2 separate regions of the Homo sapiens genome follow, and region 2 is linked to region 1. Evidence: chromatin loops called from intact Hi-C (ENCODE). Cell type or tissue: PC-9. All regions are shown on one strand. Each heading gives the region's core, and the rest is flanking DNA. Links, peaks and the distances in the headings are about the cores only. Region 1 overlaps CLEC16A (C-type lectin domain containing 16A). Region 2 overlaps CLEC16A (C-type lectin domain containing 16A).

What was found. Hi-C counts contacts between places; a loop is a spot of excess contacts. Peaks named below come from ENCODE experiments on the same cell type or tissue, not always from the same donor. Only the 100,000 strongest peaks of a DNase experiment are listed, where the experiment ranks them.
Region 2: it touches region 1 in a loop (2.8-fold over the local background); 5 of 110 quality-filtered maps call a loop at or near these places.

Annotation. Positions count from the first base shown.
Region 1 is chr16:11,090,624-11,098,951 of GRCh38, forward strand. All of the region lies in intron 19 of CLEC16A (C-type lectin domain containing 16A), which reads left to right. Among named protein-coding and RNA genes, the nearest start is that of CLEC16A, 150 kb to the left of the region's middle. RefSeq lists enhancers at 789-878, 4,250-4,299. In PC-9, for the core only: no CTCF peak of the experiment used is centred there; a DNase peak (open chromatin) is centred at 3,658; H3K27ac peaks cover 1,444 bases.
Region 2 is chr16:11,035,380-11,043,707 of GRCh38, forward strand. CLEC16A (C-type lectin domain containing 16A) reads left to right here. Exons shown (of 24, transcript NM_015226.3): 14 at 4,375-4,497; 15 at 6,875-6,984. Among named protein-coding and RNA genes, the nearest start is that of CLEC16A, 95 kb to the left of the region's middle. In PC-9, for the core only: no CTCF peak of the experiment used is centred there; a DNase peak (open chromatin) is centred at 3,612; H3K27ac peaks cover 2,154 bases.

The sequences.
Region 1 (8,328 bases), core at 31-8,030:
GGATTTTTGTTTCTATTTTATTTTATTTAGTTAGTTTTTGAGAGAGAGTCTCGCTCTGTTGTTCAGGCTGGAGTGCAGTGGTGTGATCTTGGCTCACTGCAACCTCTCCCTCCCTGGTTCAAGTGATTCTCCTGCCTCAGCCTCCCAAGTAGCTGGGATTACAGGCATGCGCTACCATACCCAGCTAATTTTTTTTTTTTTTTTTTTTTTTTTTTGGTATTTTTAGTAGAGAGAGGGTTTCTTGCCTTGTTGGCCAGGCTCGTCTTGAACTCCTGACCTCAAGTAATCCACCCACCTCAGCCTCCCAAAGTGCTGGGATTACAGGCATGAGCCACGGTGCCCAGCCTATTTTAATTTTTTGAGATGAGGTCTCACTACGTTGCCCAGGCTAGTCTTAAACTTCTGGGCTCAAGCACCCCGCCCACCTTGGCCTCCCAAGGTGTTGGGATTACAGGCGTGAGCCACCAAGCCTAGCCAGGATTTTGCCTTTAAAGCGCCTAATCTCCTTTCTCCATAAAGACGTGAGGTAAGCAGTTTTCCCTCCTGTGTTTATATCTCCCCCAACTCACACCATGAGCTGCTTCTATTAAAAGACACAGGAGATGGATAACTGGTGTTGAAAATGATATCACTTATTTCAAAGGGTAAAAGGGAAGTTGTGTGTGGCTTTCAGTAAAAGCTCACAGGCCTATTCAGTATCGGCCACTTGATGAAGAAGCCTTACTTTGTGGTGGATGCCCCCGGGTCTGGCCCCAGTGGCGCCTGAGAGGCAGCAGGTAGAGGCAAGAGCATGCTCTGAAGGCTGTGATTCACCTCGTAGGGCGGGTGGGGCTGTGTGCCCTGGCAGCCTTCTGCACCTACTGAGTCTCAGGCCTCCCCCACCTCTGCAGGGCTGTCCTGAGGGGCTGGCACTGCACAGGGAAGGGCGCTGGCTCGGAGATGGGTAGAGTTAGTGGGTAAATGGGTACTCCGCAGAGTCTGACCGCCAGCATTCAAGCTACCTCTGCTGCTTGCCAACCAGGTGACCTCAGCACATGGCTTAACCTGAGCCTCAGGTTTCCTTCATCTGAAAAATGAGGAAAATTGTCAGGAAAGCTTTGAGCACGATGCCTGAAACACAGCAGGCCTCTGATAGGTGTAAGCTCAAGTTCCATGACTCAGGCTGCAGATGATCTGCTAGGCTTTCTGGTAACCCACGGGTAGCTGAACTTGATGCCTGAGCTCCCCCTCGTAAGTTACCCCACTTTTCTTTGCAGGAAAGGTGTGCTTAAGTAACAGGTACTCAGCAGGGGTGTTCTGACACCCTGGGACTGCCATGGGTTTGCTTCCTCAGAAGGCTTCCCCGTCGGCTGCCCTCTCTCACTGTAGGGTCTGCTTGGACTCAGTGTGCAGAAGCCCTCCATTATCGACAGAAAACAAGCTCCTTAAAAACACACTTAGGCCAAGCACAGTGGCTCACGCCTGTAATTTATCCAGCACTTTGGGAGGCAGGTGGACAGATCACTTGAGGTCAGGAGTTCGAGACCAGCCTGGGCAACATGGCAAAACTCCATCTCTACAAAAACGAAAAACTAGCCACGTGTGGTGGTATGCACCTGTAGTCCAAGCTGCTTGGGAAGCTGAGGTGGGAGGATCGCTTGAGCCCAGCAGGTCAAGACTGAAGTGAGCCAAGATCACACCACTGCACTCCAGTCTGGGCGATAGAGTAAGACCTGTCTCAAAAAACAAACAAAAACAAACACACACACACACACACACACACACACACACACACACACATGCCAGGTGTGGTGGTGGGAGCCTGTAGTCCCAGCTACTTGGGAGGCTGAGGCGGGAGGATCACAGCCTCCCGGGAGGTTCCCGTGAGCCAAGATCATACCACTGCACTCCAGCCTGGCTCTGTCTCAAAAACAAAAACACACACAAACACAAAAAAGCCCATGCTTAAACCAATCCCTGGCTTGCAGGCATTTCCAGCATTTCCTTGAACGTTTTTGCAAATACAGATTTGAACATAACTGATTTCAGTTCCTGTCCCCAAAACTTTTGGTTCCTTCCTTCCTTTTGTTCGTGGCACAATGGTGAGAGTAGGTGCTCTGGAGTCAGAATCTATCAGGGTTTGAGGACTGGGTCTGTCGTCTATGAGCTGTATGACTTCGGCCGAGCTTCTGAAACTCTGTGGGCCTCGGTTTCCTCTTCTATAAAACACGGTGGTCGTGACAATTAAATATACTAACAAGCGTTTGATCCATAATAGAATCCCCAATGCATGGTGACTGTCGTTATCCTCATCATCATGACTGTCCCCAGTCTAGTGGGAGACAGGCCAGGAGGCAGGAAGCTCCCCCTACCCCAGTGTCGAGGCCCCCATGGAGCAGGGAGGAGCTGGGATGAGGAGCATCCTTACCTGGGCAATCTGTCCAGACCCATCTCAGGGATCTCCTCCTCCTGTACCCCCCACCACCTCCACTTCCCTGCTGGCTCCTACAGCCTTTGCACCCCCTTCTCATGGTGCTTTTGGGGCATCACATGGTGTGCACCCTCATCTCTTATGAATTCAGCTAGACCTGCTCAGCACAGCAGAGTGAGAGAGAGAAGGGCAGTAGGCTTCACTGGAGTGGCCCTTCCCTGCCATCCCTCACAGTGAGCCTGGGCCCTGGAGTTGGGACATTTGGAGAACAAAGCCACTTTTCCTCAGCCAGTGCGGTTACCGTGGCCATACTCGTCCCAGTGAGTATGAGTCTAGGACTCAAAAAGTGCTTCAAGGCCTCCTAAACCCTAGCTGACACTTCCTGTGGCACTCAGGCAAAGGAACAAACAGGCTTCCAGTGTACAGGCCGGGAGCATGCCCTGCTGGACACTTCAGTGATTCTGCCCGGACTCAAGGGTTGGAAGGTGGGCAGTGACTGGTCACCTTTCTCTTCATATCTATACCGCCTGGCACTGAGGAGTCACCAAATGAATCTGTCTTAAAGCAAAGTGGGCGTATTTTTGAAGAAGTAAATATCAGCCAGGCGCCGAGGGTGGGCAGATGCACCCTGGGCACAGCACAGGTGGAAGAGGGCAGGGCGTGTACAAGACTGAGCAAGAGGAGGTAGAAGGCGAGCCAGGATATGAGGGTGTGGCAGTGCAGAGAAGGGGCCCTGCTGAAGGACAGGAAAGTGGGCTGGGAGCAGCTCCAGGAAGCCCACTTCCATGGCACAGTTAGCAGGGATGAGGTAGCAAGAATGGAGGCGGCAGCTGGTGAAACATGCCTCTCTCATTCACCCCAGGTGAGAGGACAGTGACCCAAGCCACGGTGCGTTCAGGGATGGGGCAGGCTTGGTTAGAAGGGAGGACCCACAGGCTTCCTAGCCTGTTGGGGTGGAGGGGTGACGAGGGTCTTTGGACGACAGGCAGGTCCTATCATGTGCTTGTAGAAGCCATGGTGGTTAATTTCTGCCTTCTTTTGTAACTGTGGCATTAGGAAGCAGGACTGACCCCATTCCTCTAAATCATGCCCTGGTCTCAACCTTTCCTCCAGAGTACTTCCTCTTTTGTACAGGGCCCCTTCCCAGCCTGTGGCTGTCCTAATGAACCACCTTGCTGTGTCACCTTCAGGTGACCAAAGATGAAGGCTCCAGGGGCTCAAAGGGGAAACTGAAGGGTAACATGAGTCAGGGGTTCCAGAGGCTTGACTCAGAAGCTCTGCGCCTGTCCTGGGCAGGCCGAGCCTGATAAGTTTCCAGCCCTAAGGTGTGATTGCAGTAAACCTTCTGGAAGCCAGAGCCGGCTTCATCTACAGATGTGAGGTTTGTGGGAGGAGGCAGAAGTGCTCTTGTGGCTTAACGGGCCCTCTTGGCTCCAGCTGCTCAGAGGAGGGGCAGCTGAGAGCCACACAAGGCCTTGCCTCTGAAGTTTGAAGCATTTACAGGCACCACCTCCCCCCCTACAACTTTTTCCAGGCCACATCAGGCAAGCTCCTTTCTTAAGAACTGACCTTGTGTGTCTCTTTTTGCATCTGAGTTCTTTAGAAAAATCTCTCCCTTTTTTCCTGTGGGGCCCTGCATGCCTGCCTTGGCCCCACTGCCCGAATATGCCTTCTCTCATTTCCCTCCTGCCTCTGCCGTGTAGTTTCTAATGTAGCTCAAATGTGAAAAATTAGGTTTGCATGGTTGCCATGAATTTTACGTGAATCACATTTAAATCAATAAAGCCTGTAGAATGAATCAAGTTATCGTTATTATGAGGTAGCAGGGGGCTATTTAAAGGGGCTGTGGGCCTTTAAGCACATAATGGAAAAAGTTTCCTACTACTGGATGATCCCCGATAAAGCACTTAACCTTTTGCAGCTCTGGGCTCCCTCAGTACCTGTGATGCGTTTGAAGTTTCTACTTTCTTCTTAGCAGGTGTGATCAAGCAGAACTAGAATGAAAGTCACATTTTCCATGACTTGTTTCTTATTTGAACAGTTGCTAATCTTTTTTTTTCTTTTTTTTTTTAAGTGGGTAGTCTTTTAAATGACATTCTGTTTCAAATGTGTGAGCTTGGGATCTTTGATGTAAATAGCAGGAAAAAGTGGGCGGTAATGTTATGGAACGTGGAAAGCCTGCCTTTTCTAGGTCGTGCTTTTAGAGCAAGAACCAGAGAGAAGAAAGAAAGGAAAGAGAAGATGAAAAAGAAAAAAGGCTGTGCAGGGGTCACGGCTGGAAAGGCCCTCATAGCAGCCTGGCACATCATGTTCTGACTCTGGGTGCAGGGCTCCCCCCACCTCCCCATTTTCACCTTGATCAGTCCTGACATTCTCTCCACGGGCCAGCTCTGGTCTGTGTGTTGGGAATGACCACTCCAGGAACAGAGTCCAGGCAGTCAGCATAGCTGAGGGTTTGCCACAGTGCTCTGGACAGTTGAGTAAGACAGGAGCTACAGCCGGGCACGATGGCTCACGCCTGTAATCCCAACACTTTGGGAGGCCGAGGCAGGCAGATCACCTGAGATCAGGAGTTCGAAACCAGCCTGGCCAACATGGTAAAACCCCATCTCTACTAAAAATACAAAAATTAGCTGGGCGTGGTGGCAGGCTCCTGTAATCCCAGCTACCTGGGAGCCTGAGGCAAGAGAATCACTTGAACCCAGGAGGCAGAGGTTGCTATGAGCCGAGATCGTACCGCTGCACTCCACCCTGGGTGACATAGCAAAACTCTGTCTCAAAAAGAAAAAAAAAAAAAAAAAAAAGGGAGCTAGAAGCGTAGCTGTAGCGTAAGATTGGCACCAAAGGAGACCTTCACTTTGGAAGTTAATGGACTCAAACTCCTGGGTTCAAGCAGTCTTCCCACTTCAGCCTCCCAAGTAGCTAGGACTGCAGGTGCACACCATCACACCCAGCCATTACCTTTTAATTACACAAATACTGTGCAAATACCTTGTCTTTGTAAGAAAACAAAACTAAGGCCAGATACCATGGCTCACGCATGTAATCCCAGTTACTTTGGGAGGCTGAGGCGAGGGTTGTGGGGGATCACTTGAGCCCAGGAGTTGGAGACCAGACTGGGCAACATAGCAAGACCCCATCTCTAAAAAAAAAAAATTTTATGTAGCTGGGTGTTGTGGTATTCATCTATAGTCCCAGCTGCTCAGGAGGCTGAGGTGGGAGGATCATTTGAGTCCGGGAAGTCAAGCCTATAGTGAGCTGTGATGGCATCACCGCACTCCATCCTGGGTGACAGAGTGAGACCCTGTCTCAAAAAGTAAAATAAAATAAAAACTAAGTAATGTCCACCCTCCTCATCCCACTTCCCTGGATAACCACAGTCACAGTGGGTATGTTTTCTTCCAGACCTGTGTCCCAAGAAGCACACAGAGACCCACGGGAGGAATACAGACCATTGAAAGTTTTCTAAATTTATTTCCTGATTATAAAAGTATTATCTATTCACTGTAGAAAATTAAGAGAAACAAGCATTTAAAAAACACTTGTAACCATACCATACCCCAAAGATAACCACATGAGTTCATTTTACAAAAATGAGGTCACCCTGTGCACGCTGTTCGATAACCTTAATTTTTCACTCCAGGCCTTATGGGGGTGCCTTGTCCCTGCATCACCAAGCTGTGTGTCTCATCAAGACTTTTCCAGAGGTGGTGCCTGAGGCAATTCTTGGTTGGCAAATGTAGGAATATTTTGTCCATGTACGTAATCATGTCTTCTATGAAAGATGATGCTGATTTTGCGTTGATGTAAATGAAATTTTCCTTATAAATTTCAATACAAAGGGAGGGACATAATCTAAAGAAAACATCACATAAACGGTACAGGTGGTACAACTAGGAAAAAATCCTTAGGATGGTCAGGAAATGACTAAAGTTTAGGAACCACCATTTTAACAGCATTTTTAAAAAACTGACTGTATAACATGCCACCATGAGGGCCTGCCAAGATTTAGTTTCCCAGTATCTGTGAATTTTTCCCTTTTTAAGTCCTCCCCACCCCAAGTTTGAACTTCCCTGTAGCTGAATCTCTACACCCAACCATGAGAACGGCGGTAACCTAAAATTCTAGAACAGGTTAAAGGACATGCCCAGCTGAAAGACTTCTTTGCCAATTGCCAAGTTGCCCTCCAGGAAGGCTGTCCCAGTGTGAGCAGCTGGGTGAGTAACCAGGGGCTGTTTTCCTGATGAAAATTCACAACTGTGAGTAAATGCCTCACATCCCTTACCAATTTTCTTATCTGAAAGATTTAATCAGCTCCCTCGCCCTTGACAGGTTTCTTTCTCTGTGTTTTGGGGGCCTCTGTAAGTGCCTTTTAATATTTCCATTGTGTGTGTTAATCTTTCATTAGAATTTGATGCATCAGAAATATTTTTAAAAAGCTTAGTTCAATTAATTTCCTTCCCTGCCCTATTATTTTACTTCCTTCTTTACCTGAATCATTAATGGCAAGGAGCACCGACACAGAACTGAGTTCAGGGCTGTTCTAATTAACTCCCGGGGATGTTATGAGCAATCCATCAGTCCTGGGGTTGCATTACAGCCTCCGTATTTACTGGTGTTTTTTCAGTGAGCTTTCCCTGTGTGTGAAAAATCCAGCAGCTTTTTGGCCCCATTGGTTTACGTCTGTTTTATGAATGGCCTGAAACGTCTTGCCCCAGTGTCTGAGAGTGTGATGAGGAAAAGGATTTTGTGCTTTGCTTTGTTTTTCAATTATCCATGGGCTGTGAGTTCCTTGCATTATAATAGCAGGAGCACAAACCTATGATCAGACTCCACCAACTTCAGTGTTGGCTCAGGGTATGACCTTGGGCAGGTTTGTCTCCTCAGCTGGCCCACGGGCGACAGGTGTAGGGAGGTCTGCCTCCCACAAGTGATGCCACAAGGCCAAGTGGTATGTAGACTTGGCTGTGTGGTAGAATCACTTGGAGAGCTTTAAGGCGCCCGGTGCCCAGGTCACACCCCACACCAATTAAATCAGACTGTCTGGGGGCAGGAGCCAGCATCTGTTTTCAGTGATCCCAGGTGATCCTACATGCAGTAGAGTTTGGGAGCCACCGCTCTAGGGATTAACCGAGGCCTCTGCAGCACGCACTAGCATGGTGGCAAACAATGAGTTCTCAGTGCCCACCCCTCAACAGAAAAGCCAGAAGATGGAGACACAGAAGTCAGATCCTGCTCAGCCCCATCTCCAAGGAACGGCCATGTGAGCCTGTGTACTGAGAATGCGTGCCTGTGCACGCCGAGGATGCAGAAAGGGACAGGGGACCAAGTGGCAGGTAGCCTTTTCTTCTAAACTGCTACCAGGTATTTGCATCCCAGCCTGTTTAGTGTTGCTGCTGAGTCCCCTCCACCTTCAAGAACTGTCAGCCTCTTCAGTAAGGAGACGTGGGGTCCCAGCTGTGGCTTCCTAAGAGCTGAGCGTGAGGGCGTTAGTGTGGCCATCCATAATGGTATTTGGGATCTGACAAGTCTCCAAACCACTTGTCCATAGACCCTCCAGGGCCCTGCACCCTGAGAACCAGCCTGGTGGGGCTGGAGTCCTAAAATCTGCACTTTGTCCCAGTACCGGGTGCCCCAGGCTGCCAATGGGCCTCCCTTCGAGGAACCCTGGATCTCTCCCAAGACGCTGTGTGTGAGCTTCAGCCTTTCCAGTTGCCTGCACATTCTCGCCCAAGTGCTGTGTGTGGGAGTAACTTTTCAACTCCTTCGTTCAAGAGCCTTTCCCACCCCTCCACTGGGCCCAGTCCTATGTGGGGGCCAGGACAGAGAGATGCCCAGGCAGTGAGCAGGTCAGACCCTGCTCATCCTCAGAGGCCAGGGTGGAGGGAGGCAGGTGACCCATGAGGAATCCCTTCCAG
Region 2 (8,328 bases), core at 321-8,320, 55 kb before region 1:
AATTCAGCAAAAATGTATGGACTGTTGTGTTTGTGCCAAGAACACCACTAGATCACATGACATACATAGCTTGGGAAGGTGGAGGGAAAGAGCGTTAACCAGCGGGGATCATGGTACACGGCAGAGAGGAGGGAGGTAAGAGCCACATGGCTGCATTCAGGGCTGGGCTTTCCACTCTCCACATGACCCCAGGCAAGCTCATGTCTTTTTTGAGCCTCAGCTTCCTCGTCTATAAAATGGAAATACTATTAGCCACTTCATGGAATGTCATGAGGATGAAATGAAGCATTCTACGTCATATGCCTGGCTGATGGTCACCATTTCTTCAGAGCTTACCATGCGAAGGCAATCTTGTCATCTTAGCAGAATCCTCTCCTCCTTCCTTCCAAAGACACTCTGTCCTTCCCCAGAGAGACTGGTGATTTTGTTGTTGTTTGTTTGTTTTGACTGAGTATTTTGGTAAATGATAAGGCCTCCTTCAAAACACTGGATAGTTGGAGTCAAAGAGAGGATTTTAAAGGCCATGGTGGGAAAAAGAGCTGGGAGAGAGAATGGGGCCCCTGGCCCAGAAGGAGCTTTGGGGAAAGAAGGGAGATGTTCAGAGGGGTTTCTGTTATATAGTTTTGCCGTGTGCTGTGTGGAATCACCTCTGCTCTCTGCCTCCCAGGGCTGGTGGTAAAATCTACCTCACATGGACTGCATGGCACTAGCAGGTCAGTTTGGGGTAAAGGGCCGGAAGCATGGAGACCACTTGGAACAGTCAGGGGAATGGAACCACCCCAGTCAGCCAGGGCACAACCAGATTATGTTACGGCCCGCTAGCTGCCTCTCCTGGGCCCCTCCACTGCATCACCCTCCAGGATCCTGGCACGAAGCCTTGCCTGTCCCTTCCCCCATCCTCCACCTCATCACCCCCTCCCCGGCTCTCTCCCACCCAGACCTCTCTGGGTCTGCTCCACTCCCTGCAGTCCCACCTTGGTTTGGCAAGTCCTGGCCCTCCCTGTCCAGTTCAAGGCAAACTCCTGTTCATCCTTTAGGATCCAACCTGAGCAGCTCGCCCCCTGAGAGGGGCCCCCAGCAGCTCAGCATGCCTCTTTTGGGCTGTCTGTAGCTTGATTTAGCTCTTGTTAGGTTTTATCCTTGTGTTCTTTTGTTCTAATTTTCCTTTTTTTTTTTTTTTTTTTTTTGAGACAAGAGTCTCGCTCTGTCACCCAGGCTGGACTGCAGTGGCGCAGTCTCAGCCCACTGCAACCTCCGCCTCCTGGGTTCAAGCAATTCTCATTTCTGAGCCTCTCAAGTAGCTGGTACTACAGGCATGTGCACTACACCCAGCTAATTTTTGTATTTTTAGTAGAGACGGGGTTTCACCACATTGGCCAGGCTGATCTCAAACTCCTGACCTCAGGCGATCTGCCCACCTTGGCCTCCCAAAGTGCTGGTATTAAAAACATGAGCCACCGTGCCCGGCCTAACTTTCCTTTTATAACACGAATGATAAGGAAACACATGAAGTCATGCTCAAACTAAAAATTCTCATCCATGCATTAAGCAGTGCTCAAACTAAAAATTCCCATTTGTGCATAATAATGAGAGATAAAGTTGTTGGCCTGTGACAGTGCTTTTTCTCTTTCGATCCTGACAGCAGTCGTGGGGCGGGTAGTTACCATAATTATTCCCACTTCACAGGTGAGGAAACTGAGGTTCAAAGAGGTAAAGTATCAAAACAAAGTTCCTCCCGCACCCCACCGCTAGGCTTCTCATTCCTGCTGTACCCAGCTGTCCCCCTAAGAGAGGGTGAGCCCAGGGACACAGAGGGGTGGCTTTTGTCAGCCCAAGAGGACGGGCCCCCTGTGTGCTCCTGGTGGGCTGGCTGTGTGGGTGCTGCCACCCTTTCCCATTTGGACCCCACCCACCTTCGGGATCACCTGAAAGTGGTTTGAGCTGTGTCTCTGACTTGCTCTGTGACCTTGGGGAAACAACATAACAACTCTGGGCCTTAACTTCCTCATGAAAGGAAAAGGCTGGACTTGGAACCTGGTACAGAGAGAAGTGTTTCTATCCTCTGGGACCTTCCCTTCACGGAGAGTTGAGAAAAGTCGAGATCATCTTGGGACGCTTTTCTTCCTGTCAAGAAAAGAGCTTGCCCCAGATTTCCTCACTGTCCACAAATTCTAAGGAGACGGAGGGGCAATGATAGGAAAGAAACAAAATGGACCTCTCTCTGGAAATTCAAGGCCTGGTCCTAGTTTGCCTCTTTCCATGGTTCTGTGGCCACTGCCCCATTCTAGAAGGAGCGAGCAGCCAGGCCCTTTCTGCTATCCTCTCTGAAGCGGAGTGACTGCTGATGGGTTATAAAGTTGGGCAATGCACCTGGGACACAGAGGAGCTTTTATTCCCCACCCCCACCCCCACCCCCACCCCCAGAACCACTGACTGGCAGTTCTCAAAGGGCCAGAAATTAACGAGTAGAGAGATGTTAGGACAGTGTTAACATCTCTGGAAAAAACAAATGCCAGAAAGATTCAGTTGACATTCTTCTTGCCATTCAATAAGCCAGAATCCTTCAGAGTTACACATTTAGCATTAACATGGGATACAGAAGCCACAAATTAAATTTTCACTGCAATGAAATTTTTTGAGGAAACCCACATTTGTGGGGCGTTTTGGGGCATGAGAGAGACTACTACCCTACTCAAGTCTTTAGGCCGTCCCTCACCCAGGTCATCTCCTTGGTATGACTTAGCCTCTTTCTGGGAGCTGGAAGGAATTCAGAAAAGCAAGATATATTGTTACTTCTTATTACATCAATGTGCATGTGCAGGAGTTACTTAGAATCCAGACAATCATCTCTTCAATGCTATCTTCCACTATTTTGTCAAGGTTCTAAATGAAGCGTCATCTGGTACTCAAGGGACCGTATTTTAAGAGTTCCGAGAAGTGCCACCTTTCCCCCTTTTGTAGAGTAACAGGAAAAGACGTGGTACAAGCGCAAATAATCCATTCAGTTCTCCAAGCTTGGATCAAGCAAAATATTTGTTTCTGTAAGTGTATTTTTGAAGAGCCACGTCAGTTGAGCAGATAAGGAGTTTGAAGACCTCTTACTCCAGGCAGGAACTGTTCTAGTAGCCCTAACAGGTCTTCTGTCACTGCAGGTCCTGTGTGCTTCTTTAGGAGAAATGACAACAGGGCTCAAAGTCACACACTTGCCTGTTCTTCTTTCCTTTCCCACTTACCTTCCCCACCCCCATCTAATATTTTATCTTTCAAATGCTGTTAGTTTTGGCAGGAAGAATTGTTGAATTTTCACTGGAGGAAAAATGATTCCCTTGCCTCTTAATGATAGATCTCTGCTGTATTGGTGTCATTGTATTAGGTTGGCACAAAAGTAATTGCGGTGTTCCAATTGCTTTTAATGGCAAAAACTGCAATTACTTTTGTGCCAACCTAATATGTGCACCTTTCTGTAAGAAAGGCTTAGCTTAGTGTCTTTCTGCTAATGTCACCCTCAGGGGCAGGCGTGGCCTCTGCCTCACCTGGCTCACAACTTGATTCCTCCTACATGTGTTGAGGGTGGGGCTCAGCTTTTGAGTTTGTCATTAAAAGCTTGAGGGCACAATTGTTGGGGATGACTGTATTTCCTTCGTGTCTAGTCTCTCTTTCTCTAGGCCTGGATTTCCTCAAGCGTAGAAGGTGCGTAATACGGGAGTGGCCTCAGGTGGCCCTCAGACCTGGCACACAGTGGCAGTGAGTTGTGCTATGGGATGGTGTCCCCTTTTTCTACTCCCTTCCCTGTGTCTAGGAGAATGCCACCATTTGGGGCTAGCTTCTCTCCAACACTATTAAGTACCTGCCAACCTCCCTTTTTAACAAAGATCAGGTCTTGGGCCACCATGAGTAGGCAGTCAAAAGTCATTGGCTAGCATGCAAAAACATTTTTTGATTTTTAAAATATTATTACTGGCAATTATTGCATCAATCCTGATTTCCTATTTATAAGAAATAGAAAATGTATGTTTTAATACATTTATGTAAGTTCAGTTTATGGAGAGCTCTGCGATAAGTTATGGCACCAACAGCAACCAGTCATGACAGCAGTTGCCAAGAGGGGACAGGCGCAGTGGCTCACAACAGTAATCCCAGCAATTTGGGAGGCCCAGCACTTGGGGAAGCCCAGGAGTTCAAGTCCAGCCTGGGAAACATGACAAAATCCTGTCTCTATTAAAAACTAAAAAAAAGAAAAGAAAAAGGAAAAGAAATCACCAAGAGGGAACATATGTGGCTGAAGTTGAGGAAACCCCACTCTACAGGACCTTTCGGTATGAGGAGGTCAGGTAGTCAGGAGGCCTCCACTTACATCCTTCTCCTCTGTTCCAGGCATGGATCCTGAAAAATTAGAGCGAATCCAGCTCCCCGTGCCAAATGCGGCCGAGAAGACCACCTACAACCACCCGCTAGCTGAAAGACTCATCAGGATCATGAACAACGCTGCCCAGCCAGGTGCCCACTTGGGGTGTTGTCTGTCCACAGGGCCACGCAGTTGTAGGAAGCAGACCCCACTGGGAGCCTGAGCCCTGGGTGCTAGGCCTGAGCCTTCTGAGAATCCGGGCCCATCCCAACCTCTCCCTCTGCCTCTCAACCCCTGCATCCTGGGCCAGCCCTCCTGCCTGCTGGGACTGTGTCTTAGCTCTGGGTCTCCTTTTGCCATCCCATCCCCTGCCACTTGGTAACCATCTTTCTTCTTCCACACCCCGCCCTTCTTTTGCTGAGATTGTCAATGTTTTCGCCCCCACCCCGCTATGTCTGGGTGGCCCAAGGTAATATTATGAGAAAGAACTAGGCTGACAGTGGAGTGAGGGGAGAACATTCGAAGGTTTAACGGGCCAGTAGACGTAGGAGACAGAGTTTTGTTACCAGCAACAGTTGTGGGTAGGTATGGAAACAGGTAGGAGTGAGAATGCGCTTGGAGAAAAACTCACTTGGACTGGGCAGCTGAAGAGAGGTTACGCTAGTGCTGGGGCTGAGTGGGGTGGGGCCAGGAGAGCCGATGGAGCCGAGACCACCCAGTCCTTGGTCATCCCTGGGGCTTGTATTATGTTTGGGAAGACCTATTTTTTGTGATAGCGCTTTTTCTTTTCTTTTTTTTTTTTTTTTGAGATGGAGTCTCGCACTGTCACCTGGGCTGGAGTGTAATGGAGTGATCTCTGCTCACGGCAACCTCCGCCTCCCAGGTTCATGCGATTCTCCTGCCTCAGCCTTCTGAGTAGCTGGGATTACAGGTGCACACTACCACACCCAGCTATTTTTTTGTATTTTTAGTTGAGACAGGGTTTCACTATGTTGGCCAGACTGGTCTCGAACTCCTGACCTCATGATCCACCCACCTCGGCCTCCCAAAGTGCTGGGATTACAAGGTTGGGCCACTGCGCCTGGCCTGCTGTTTCATTTTTTAGGCAGATCCCCTTTTCTCACTTATTTTCACCTGACTTACAATGCATTAACAAAGGGACTGGCAGGGAGGTGGGCAGAGGGGTGTATCTGCCTTTAGTTTTTTCCCAGTGACCTATCGTGGTCTCTGATGTTTCCAAGGCCTTAGAGGCATAGCCTGAAGGCCTCCTCCTCTCCACAGTGGGACCTTTCACCAGAAATAAACTTGAAAGACCCACAGAGGAGTTTGCATAAGAGCAGTTGTCCTTCAGTCAGTCAGTTACAGATGCTTCTAGGAGAGATGCCAGATGCGGGTTTTGGCTTTCTGAGCACCTGCAGTCTACCACTACCCAGCTATGAGACCTAGGACAAGTCACTTCACTTTTCTAAGCCTCAATCTTTCCAGCACTCATTGCAATAGGTTTTTATAGAGATTCCTTCAGGACCTATATAAAGTGTTCGGCACTGTGCCTCGTTCACAGTGGTAAGTAAGTAATAGCATAGTAAGTAAGCTGTGTTAGAGCTCTCTTGGTCTTGACAGAAACCCGACTCACTCTGGCTTAAACAATACAAGCAGACAAAGCTGTGTTAGCTTATAAAGACTGCTGAGGCCTAGCTTCAGGCAAAGCTGGATCCAGGGGCTCAAACAGTATTTTTCTACCTTTGGCCTCTGCCACCTTCTGGGTTGACGAGATAAATGCCAGCCCCTCCAGCTAGCCCTTTCTGCACTGAGACTCTAGACTTACTCTACGGGAGACACTTAGATTTGAACAGTCTAGTTGGAAGAGAGATCTCGAAGTGATATTTGTAGAATACTTTACTAAGATTAAAAATGCTGGCAAGGGTGAGGAGGTGGCCGATATAGATTATAATGCTTGTGCCCCTCAGGGCGTCACCACGGTCCTCTGCTCAGCCCGGCACAAGGAGAATTTCTCTTAACCCAGCAGTTCCAGCAGATTGTGAGGTTGAGCCTTACTGGCTCTGACTGGCTCCCTTGCCTGGTTCTTACCTAGTCACTGGGACCAAGGGAATATGGAGCACCCCAACTGGCCAGGTGATGTGCCCAACCCTGGAACGGGGAAGGAGGATCAGCTCCACCCAAATCACATGACCCAGAGTGGGACTGGCGGCTCTCTAAAGGAAGTGGGGGTGCAGGGCCACTTTCCAGGCCTCAACAGTGTTTAGTCACCCTCTTTTTCCTGCACCCTGTCAGTAAAGGGACTTCAGGGAAGTATTTGGTATAGGTAGTTTTGATGGAGAACATTGAATTCTAACTGATGGGGAATGGTTTGGGCATGGGGGGTTCCCACTGTGTCCCCACTGGATGTTGGGAGCCATGAGCAGTTGGTCTATCATGTGACCTGCTAGCCTCAACGTGGATAGGCAGCAGTCTTGGGTTTAAGGGCGCCCCACCCTGGGTGTGCAAGGCTTACCCTGGTGTGCTCTGCAGATGGGAAGATCCGGCTGGCGACGCTGGAGCTGAGCTGCCTGCTTCTGAAGCAGCAAGTCCTGATGAGTGCTGGCTGCATCATGAAGGACGTGCACCTGGCCTGCCTGGAGGTAACGCCCTCTCCGCTCCTCCTTCCTGTGGGCCAAGGGAGAGGGACAGGAGGACAGGAGGGAAGCTGCTGGCATCCAGATAGGAGCCCTGGCCCGTGGTGTCATCGGTCACCAGCTAGAAGCAGCAGGGGCTGCTCTCTTGAGACCCCACTCCAACCTACTTATTCAGCAGGGACTTCCTTTCAGCCGAGACTCGCTGAAGAGTCCACTTAATTGAGTTTTAGTAGTTTCTGTTGCAATTATTTGATTCTGTATTTGTCCTCAGGATTTCTGAATTTTTTCTTTGGTATTACAAAAGTTTTTTTGCACATACAAACACATCAACACACATACACACATTGATTATGGTTTTTGTGTTTAAAATATATGTTAAATTTTCAGTGGCTTTTATGGTACCTCTTATTTTCTATGTTTATTTTAGAAAATTTAGGAAGTAGAAAGGTAAAAGTAACAACTATAGTTGACATTTTGTCTGTGTCTGTGCACACACACACACATATTATATATGTAAATAATATATTTAAGTATTATAAGCAAATAATTATATATATAAAGAAGTATATTTACATATACAATATGTAAATATTATACACTACGTATATTTACATATGTAATATGTAAATATGTACATGTGAATATATGTAAATGAAACATCTATTTACATATGTAAATGAAAATTCATTTATAAGTGTGTATATATGTTTGTGTATATATATACACACACACACACACATGCTTACAAATGAATTTTTTGTCTTATACAAATGTAGTTGGGCCAAGTGCAGTGGCTCATGCATGTAATTCCAACATTTTGGAAAGCTGAGGTGAGAGGATCACTTGAGGCCAAGAAGTTGAGACTAGTCTGGACAACATAGTGAGACCCTATCTCTAAAAAAACAAAAAAGATTAGCCAGGACATGCCTGTAACCCCAGCTACTCAGAAGGCTGAGGCTGGAAGATTGCCTGAACCCAGGAGTTTGAGACTGCAGTGAGCTATGATTGTACCACCGCACTCCAGCCTGGGCCACAGATTGAGACTGTCTTGGAAAAGTAAAATAAAAAAGGAGTCATGATGGCCATATTTTATAACCCATTTTCCCCCAATTAACTGTATATTAACAGCTTCTCATGCCATTACAATCGAATTACCTATCCTTTCCCCATTTTCATTTTGAGCTCTGTCTCCTTTCCTCTCTCTCTCATTAAGAACTATTTTATAGGCCAGGCATGGTGGCTCGTGCCTGTAATCCCAGCACTTTGGGAGGCCGAGGCGGGCAGATCACCTGAGGTCAGGAGTTCGAGACCAGCCTGGCCAACATGGTGAAGCCCCATCTCTACTAAAAA